3 separate regions of the Mus musculus genome follow, and all the other regions are linked to region 1. A link is a loop called in an ENCODE intact Hi-C map of the cell type or tissue named here. Cell type or tissue: heart. All regions are shown on one strand. Region 1 holds the start of Foxc2 (forkhead box C2). Region 2 holds the start of Map1lc3b (microtubule-associated protein 1 light chain 3 beta). Region 3 holds the start of Gm42046 (a long non-coding RNA gene).

Evidence for each region. Hi-C counts contacts between places; a loop is a spot of excess contacts. Peaks named below come from ENCODE experiments on the same cell type or tissue, not always from the same donor. Only the 100,000 strongest peaks of a DNase experiment are listed, where the experiment ranks them.
Region 2: a loop joins it to region 1, with 3 times the contacts of the local background. A loop is called at or near these places in 2 of 42 quality-filtered maps.
Region 3: it touches region 1 in a loop (3-fold over the local background); 2 of 42 quality-filtered maps call a loop at or near these places.

The regions. Positions count from the first base shown.
Region 1 is chr8:121,114,759-121,117,258 of GRCm38, forward strand. It overlaps Foxc2 (forkhead box C2), which reads left to right and starts at 1,413. Exons shown (of 1, transcript NM_013519.2): 1 at 1,413-2,500. The coding sequence starts at 1,857. In heart, a CTCF peak has its summit at 1,396 (motif pointing right); DNase peaks (open chromatin) are centred at 509, 1,363, 2,123 and 2,370; H3K4me3 peaks cover 2,500 bases; H3K27ac peaks cover 1,702 bases; H3K27me3 peaks cover 1,696 bases.
Region 2 is chr8:121,589,992-121,592,491 of GRCm38, forward strand. Map1lc3b (microtubule-associated protein 1 light chain 3 beta) reads left to right here and starts at 447. Exons shown (of 4, transcript NM_026160.5): 1 at 447-573. The coding sequence starts at 534. In heart, a CTCF peak has its summit at 1,521; DNase peaks (open chromatin) are centred at 410 and 1,520; H3K4me3 peaks cover 2,166 bases; H3K27ac peaks cover 1,601 bases.
Region 3 is chr8:121,169,904-121,172,403 of GRCm38, forward strand. Gm42046 (a long non-coding RNA gene) reads left to right here and starts at 2,421. Exons shown (of 3, transcript XR_879267.1): 1 at 2,421-2,500. RefSeq lists an enhancer at 200-1,236. In heart, a CTCF peak has its summit at 1,538 (motif pointing right); DNase peaks (open chromatin) are centred at 928 and 1,488; H3K4me3 peaks cover 420 bases; H3K27ac peaks cover 2,409 bases.

The DNA of each region.
Region 1 (2,500 bases):
CTTCTTCCCTACCCAACCGGACCAACAACTTCCAGAAGGTTCTGCGAGGCATAGAGCCATTCCGTAGGGACATCTCGGTGCTTCTGAGGAAGCGGACCGAGCAGGGATCCGATGACGACTGGAGATGTTGAAGGAATAAATACCAGTCCACAAATAAACAAACTGTCCCCGGGATTCCTAGAGGGAAGGAGCACGCTTGAAGGTCGGGGAACTCCGAGTCGCTGTGCGTCAAGGTTGGCATAAAATTAAAAAAAAAAAAAGTCCTTCAGTTACCAGGCCCTCTAAGGAGCCCCTGGTCCTCAGCTCACCTTATCAAAACTCAGTAAAACAAACAGCCTGAAATACAGTCAATTTACAGGATCCCAAAGATGCTGACCGCGGAGTGGGACCCACGCCGGGCCCCGGCAACAGCTAGGGAAGCGGGTCCGAGGCTACACAGTGCCGCGCTCCTTTGCGTTTCCAGTGACGAAGCCGGCGATGGAGTGCAGGCTTGGAGCTCCCCACGCCGAACGGGGACACCAGCTCCCGGGGGCTGGCTGCCTTGTCCTAACCTCCAGACAGCGCTTTCATAGGTGGGGAGAAGGGAGAGGCCGGGATGGATGGCAGGGAAAGCTAGCCCTCGTCTATGCGGGAGAGGAGACCAGGAAAGCAACAGTTGGGTTCACGCGCTTCCCTGAACCCCACGAAATTGTTTGGAGGACTCAGATGGATCACCTAAGTAGCAGCGAAGACGAAGGACCAATGGTTCCTTAGGTGTTACCTTCCCAGTTTGGCATTCCCACTAAGCCTTCCCTCCCAGCCCGACCCCGTCGTGAAGGGGAGAGGAACCGAATTCTCCAACCCGGCCTCCTTTGTGGGCTCTTCCTCAACCTGGAAGCGTCCTGTGAATTATCCATCACTGCATTCAACAGGCCCTACACGCTCAGTCCGTTTGCTCTGAACCCATTACAACTAGGCCCCGATAATTAAGAAATCTAATTATTCGCCTCTTCATCCATTAATAATAATAAAAAAAAAATCTCCAGGCTCTTTCCTACTTACAAGGTCTTGGGGGCAAATCTCTGCCCAACTTCATCAATTCGATGTTATATTTCAAACTAAACTTCTTTTTATTTTCCAAAGGAACAGGGTTTTTAATTTTTGCTCTGGACACGTGGTCTCGTTAAACAAAATGTGATAATAAAATAAAATTTTATAAGATGTAACTCATTTTTAAAAGTCCTCAAGTTAACTTGAGCTGGGGGGGGGGGAGATCTGGCTAAGAGCATCTGGGTCTTAGAGCCGACGGATTCAGGCGCTCCTCGTTTTGATTGGTGCCATCCTTCTCGCAGCTGCCAGATGATTGGTGCAAACTTCCTGGAGGGGGCGCGGCCTGAAGAAAGTAAAAACTCGCTTTGAGCCAGAAGACTTTTGAAACTTTTCCCAATCCCTAAAAGGGACTTTGCTTCTTTTTCCGGGCTCGGCCGCGCAGCCTCTCCGGACCCTAGCTCGCTGACGCTGCGGGCTGCAGTTCTCCTGGCGGGGCCCCGAGAGCCGCTGTCTCCTTTTCTAGCACTCGGAAGGGCTGGTGTCGCTCCACGGTCGCGCGTGGCGTCTGTGCCGCCAGCTCAGGGCTGCCACCCGCCAAGCCGAGAGTGCGCGGCCAGCGGGGCCGCCTGCCGTGCACCCTTCAGGATGCCGATCCGCCCGGTCGGCTGAACCCGAGCGCCGGCGTCTTCCGCGCGTGGACCGCGAGGCTGCCCCGAGTCGGGGCTGCCTGCATCGCTCCGTCCCTTCCTGCTCTCCTGCTCCGGGCCTCGCTCGCCGCGGGCCGCAGTCGGTGCGCGCAGGCGGCGACCGGGCGTCTGGGACGCAGCATGCAGGCGCGTTACTCGGTATCGGACCCCAACGCCCTGGGAGTGGTACCCTATTTGAGTGAGCAAAACTACTACCGGGCGGCCGGCAGCTACGGCGGCATGGCCAGCCCCATGGGCGTCTACTCCGGCCACCCGGAGCAGTACGGCGCCGGCATGGGCCGCTCCTACGCGCCCTACCACCACCAGCCCGCGGCGCCCAAGGACCTGGTGAAGCCGCCCTACAGCTATATAGCGCTCATCACCATGGCGATCCAGAACGCGCCAGAGAAGAAGATCACTCTGAACGGCATCTACCAGTTCATCATGGACCGTTTCCCCTTCTACCGCGAGAACAAGCAGGGCTGGCAGAACAGCATCCGCCACAACCTGTCACTCAATGAGTGCTTCGTGAAAGTGCCGCGCGACGACAAGAAGCCGGGCAAGGGCAGCTACTGGACGCTCGACCCGGACTCCTACAACATGTTCGAGAATGGCAGCTTCCTGCGGCGGCGGCGGCGCTTCAAGAAGAAGGATGTGCCCAAGGACAAGGAGGAGCGGGCCCACCTCAAGGAGCCGCCCTCGACCACGGCCAAGGGCGCTCCGACAGGGACCCCGGTAGCTGACGGGCCCAAGGAGGCCGAGAAGAAAGTCGTGGTTAAGAGCGA
Region 2 (2,500 bases), 480 kb after region 1:
TACTTGTGTTTATGGCAGCACAAGACTCGCAGGGGAAGAGCCACAAGATCAGATCCAACCATAAGTCTCCAGACGTCTCCATAATCGTAAAGATTTAGCAGGCAAGACCACAAGTCAGTTTTTTGTTATTTGGGTTGGGGGTGGGTAGAATTTAGGAATATCAAATACAGCGGCAAGGGAGCGGACATTGGACCACCAGCTGGATCATGCAAGGACTGAAGGGGAATGAAGTCTGCAGGACTCCATCGCACCAGCGCCCGACCCACGCAGACAGTTAACAGATGCTCGCCCAGCGTGTGCCCAGCGAGCGCCCAGCGTAGCTGGCGTAGGCGCAGGCGCATGGCTTGGGCGCGTGCACGCTTGCGCGCCGCCGAGCTTCCGCCACGCCTGTCATGGCCGCTCTCGGGGGCCGCCCTCGGCCCCACCCTCGGTGACGCGCCGCGAGTCACCTGACTCGGCTGCGGACTGAGACACACACAAGGGAAGTGATCGTCGCCGGAGTCAGATCGTCTGGCTCGGGACCCCCGCGCGCCATGCCGTCCGAGAAGACCTTCAAGCAGCGCCGGAGCTTTGGTGAGCCCCGCGGGCCCGGGGATGGGAGATCCGGGTGCCGGGAGCGCTGAATGCCCGGACGCCGGTGGTGTCTTGCGGGGCCGAGACCCGGCGGGGCCCGGAGCGACGCAGCCAGTGGGATATTGGTCTCGGGGGGGTTCGGTCTCCGGGGTAGCTCGGGTGCTCAGCGTCGCCTTGGCCGTCGGTCGCCGATGGGCTCGGCGTCCCCTGCGGGACTGGAGGCCCGACCCCGGTGGCGTAGGGTACCGCAGGCTCTGCGCGCTTGGCTGTGTCCTTCGTGGGCCCCAGGTCCGGGCGCCCCGCAAGCCTCGGAGCAGCACCCAGCCGCCTTTGCACCCGAAGTCGTCTTGGGCATATGTGTGTGTGTGGAGGGGGGGGTGGCCTTTGTCTCATAACGGAAACTTAACAGCTGTTTTGTTTTGTTTGCTTGTACTGATCTTAAGTTATTCTGGAACAGCCCTCAAGAAAGGAGTGTGGGTTGGGGAAAATGAGCCGTGCACAAACATTAGCTCTGACGCGGGTCCCCAGAGTGGCCGGGGGTAATCTCTCCGAAGCTCCATCTGGCTTGCGATTGTTTTTCTCTAGATTGCCTTCCCTCTCTCCCTAACCCAGCTATTCTGAAGAAAGCGCGGGCATCCGATTGCTGCGGCTTTCCTTTGCTTTTTGACTTTATTGGACCTAAACTGGTGGGCACTGACAGTTGAGAGGTTCCCCACACAGATGTTCAAAGCGGCCCCTTTGAGGAGGCCAGGACCGGTCTTGCTCCTTTCCAGTGAGTTTGGAGGGATTTAGGTTGGAGCTCTAGAGTTTCCACTATCCAGACTGCGGGAATGTTTACAAGGTGGATGGATTTAGGTAGGGCTCACCCCAAACCGACCCTTTGTAGCTGAAGCACCTGGGTGGGGCTTAGGGCGGTGAAGCTCAGGGTCCGCCTAGTGGCAGAGTCCCATTAGCTTTCTGTTATAAATTCTTACACTTCCAGTAAGCAGCGATCATCCCCAGTGCTGTAAGGAAGGAGACTGGCAGCCAGGAGGCCCGTGTAGGCTTGCAGATTCTTAGAAGGACGCGCCCAATTTCCCAAGTTTAGAACTGATCACGTGATTTCAGGCTTCTCAAGTGGTTCCACTGAGTTTTTCTGGGGTGATCCAGTGTTTGCTTCCCCACCCCCAAAACGGTCCTAAACTCCAGGTTACTGGGTGTGTATCCGCAGGAAAGCTTGTTTGCTCAGCCTAAATAAATAGCCCCGGGGAGAATTCCCATCCCTGTGAAGGCATTGCTGCTGCCAGGGGTGGTGATCCACGCCTTTAGTCCCAGCCTTGGAGATGATGCAGCGAGACCCTCCCTCTCAACTACACACCTAGGTGGCTTCAGTACAGGCTATTGGCCTCTGCACAGCTGTCTGCTTAAAAAGTGTCTCAGCTCTTGCAGGTTGCCTCCTAGTTCCCTGGCCCTACAGCCAGCCAGGGCTGGGCAGATCCTCTAGGCCTTCAGTTTGGACCCTTGTTTGCTTTAGTAAAGACAACTATTCCTGACTTTCCCTTTATAGTTGTGGTGGACCCTGCAAGTCTCCTCTTACCAGCTTTAACCATTTCTGCCCTTAGATCTCTGGCCCTGCTCCCATCTCAATGAAGGCAAGGGGTTTCTGCTGTCAGTGATTGGTTGGTTGATTTAAACAGGGTCTCATTGTGTGGCTCGGACTGGCCTTGAACTCAAGAGATCTTCACGTCTGTCCCCTGAATGCTGGGATTGAAGGTGTGCCATTGTGCCTGGCTGGCTGTTTGTTTCTTGAGACAGGGTTTCTCTATGTAGCCCTGATCAGGCTGGCCTCCAACTCCGATAGGGATCCGCCTTCAGTGCTGGGATTAAATAAAGGCATGTGCTACCACAGCCTGGCAAGTTTTGTTTGTGGCTCAAGCTGGCCTAGAGC
Region 3 (2,500 bases), 55 kb after region 1:
AGACACACATATACACATATACACAGACACACACAGATACACACATAGACACACATACACAGAGACACAGACACAAAAATACACACACACACACAGACATATACCCAGACACAGATATACACAAACACACACACACAGACACACACAGATACACATACACAGACATACACATACACACACCTCACATTTATAATTACTCCAGAGTCGATGCTTCCTTCCTCTCTGTCTTTTCTTTCCTAATTTTGGGGGAGGGGCAGGGAACGCGCCTCACAGTCCCAGCCAGTTAGCAGGTCCAGGACGTAGGAAACCATTTTCTAGTTTGGGACACATGAGCCCGGGAATTAGTGAGCATTCCAGGTCAATTAGGGAAACAGCTTGCAGTTTCCCCTAACTACTGCTGTCTGACGCACATCAAATGCAGAGCGTTGCTGTCCTATGTCAATGTCAGAGGTGAGGCCAGGCCCCTTGGTCTTGATTTCAGGCATGGCTGGCCTGCCCCACACATGCCCGGGACCAGGGGCAAAAAAACAACAGGCCTGTGTCCACAGCCCAGCAGCTCTTCCCCTGGCTCCCAGACCTCCTGCCCTACCCCAGGGGACTTGGAGACTAAAGGCTGGCTGCGTGCACGTAAGGAGACAGATAGTTGCAGTTCTCCTTCTGCCTTACTATTGGGCACAGACAGGTCACTCCTCAGAGAAGACAGAACTTTGTTTCAGCCAGAGGATGCCCTAAAACCGAGCTCCTTCCAGTGCTGCCAGGGAGAAGGAGAGCCTGCAGTACTTAACACCAACGTCAAACGTGTGACTCGCTTAGAAGTCTCCTTCCATAATGGCGATCCTGTGTCACCACCCCACCCCCACTTCCTGACACACTCAGTTCTGGCCAGATTATCTGCCATACAGTCAGACGCTCCGAAGACCTCACTTCCACACCCGCCTTATCCGACCTTCCACGGAGGGAAGCCTTTTGATTAAGCATCACTTCCTCCCGCTAGCCACTCCATCTCCACCCAGAAGTCCCAGAAGGTTATTAACTTCCACTTTCTAAAATGCTGATAAAATCCTGTAGACGTTTGAACCCTGTCCAGAGAGGGGAGCGGCCGTGGTGGATCGGGCTGTGCCCAGCACCCATCCCTGGGGCTCCGGGGGCTTGGTGGTCCTCTTTCGGCATGTGTTTCAGCCACGCACCATGAATGTGAGGTCATGGGATTATTCTACAGATATCCATCTGGCGGCCAGCTCTCCTATTCCTCTGTTGGGTGAGTGGCTGAAGTTTATCAAAGGACAGGGTGACTTTATCAAAGGACAGGGTGACTTAGTGGGGATTAAAACGAATCTTCTGGAAAGCCAGCACCAGACTGCGCATGCGTGTGGGGAGTGCGCAGATTCAGGCATTTCCCCTTCTTTTCAGGAGAGAGTGAGGCTGCTGCCAAGAGTAGGCAAAGGCCTGGCTGGCGCCAGGGGCAAGGGCAGCTGCTTTTGTTCGGAAAGAACTGTGTTCTTGGTTCTCCTTCCACAGGAGCCGGGTCACAGGAGTTCTGACCAGCAGGGAGCGCTGACCAAGACACCCTCCTGCAGTCTATGTCCACCCCCCTTGCTCTCTGCTCCCTGGGGATAGCTCTGCTGGTCCTGTCTCTACTGACATCCCATATGGCCACAGATCCTGCAGGCCTGGCAGTGGTCTTAGAGCTGTCTGCCTGTACTCCTGCTGAGATCACAGGGACTATACCACTCCCCTCTGGGACCTCTGAGTTCCGCCACTGCTCTGGGTTAGCAGCACCCCCCCACACACACACCCATCCCCAATAGTTTTCTCTGCAGCCATGAAATCCAGTGGATGGTGGGAAGGCGGCAGGTTCTAGAATGGAGGATCAGACCTTCACAGCTCTGAGCACAGAGTCAGGGCACAGACCCCAGTTCTCAATGCCTTTCTCGACAACGGGATCTTGGTAATTTCTCTGGTGAAGCTCATCTTCTGTGGCCCATGGCCCCTAGACAGAGAGCCTTCCTTGTCCCTCTCAGAGCATGGACTCTCCTGGGGGAGTGCCACCAACTCTCATCCTGTCCTACCTTGGACCAGATGAGATGTGGCAGGGACTTCCCAGCCTGAAGATCTCTGAGCCAGGACCCAGGAGGCCTCAGGACAGTAGGACAGCATCTCCACGGGATTCTGAGCATTTGGGTCACAACTTTGGCTCTGAAGGGACACTTGTAAGAGACAGCTGGCTGCAGACTCTAATCACCGAATCAAATGCATGGAAACGGAGCACCATTAAGCCCATGCTGTATCTGGGAATTGTTCCCTCCCCTCCTTTTTGAGATAGGGTCTCACTATGTAGCCATGGCTGGTCGGGAACCATCTAGATTGGGTTGACCTCAAACTCACAGAGATGGGCCAAACTGGCCTCCAGGGCTCAGAAGTGGGGGAACGGAGCCTCCAGCTCTGCTCCCACAGGCTGGGGCTTTGCAGTGGTGAGTGGTGACTCTTTTGGCCTCTTGTT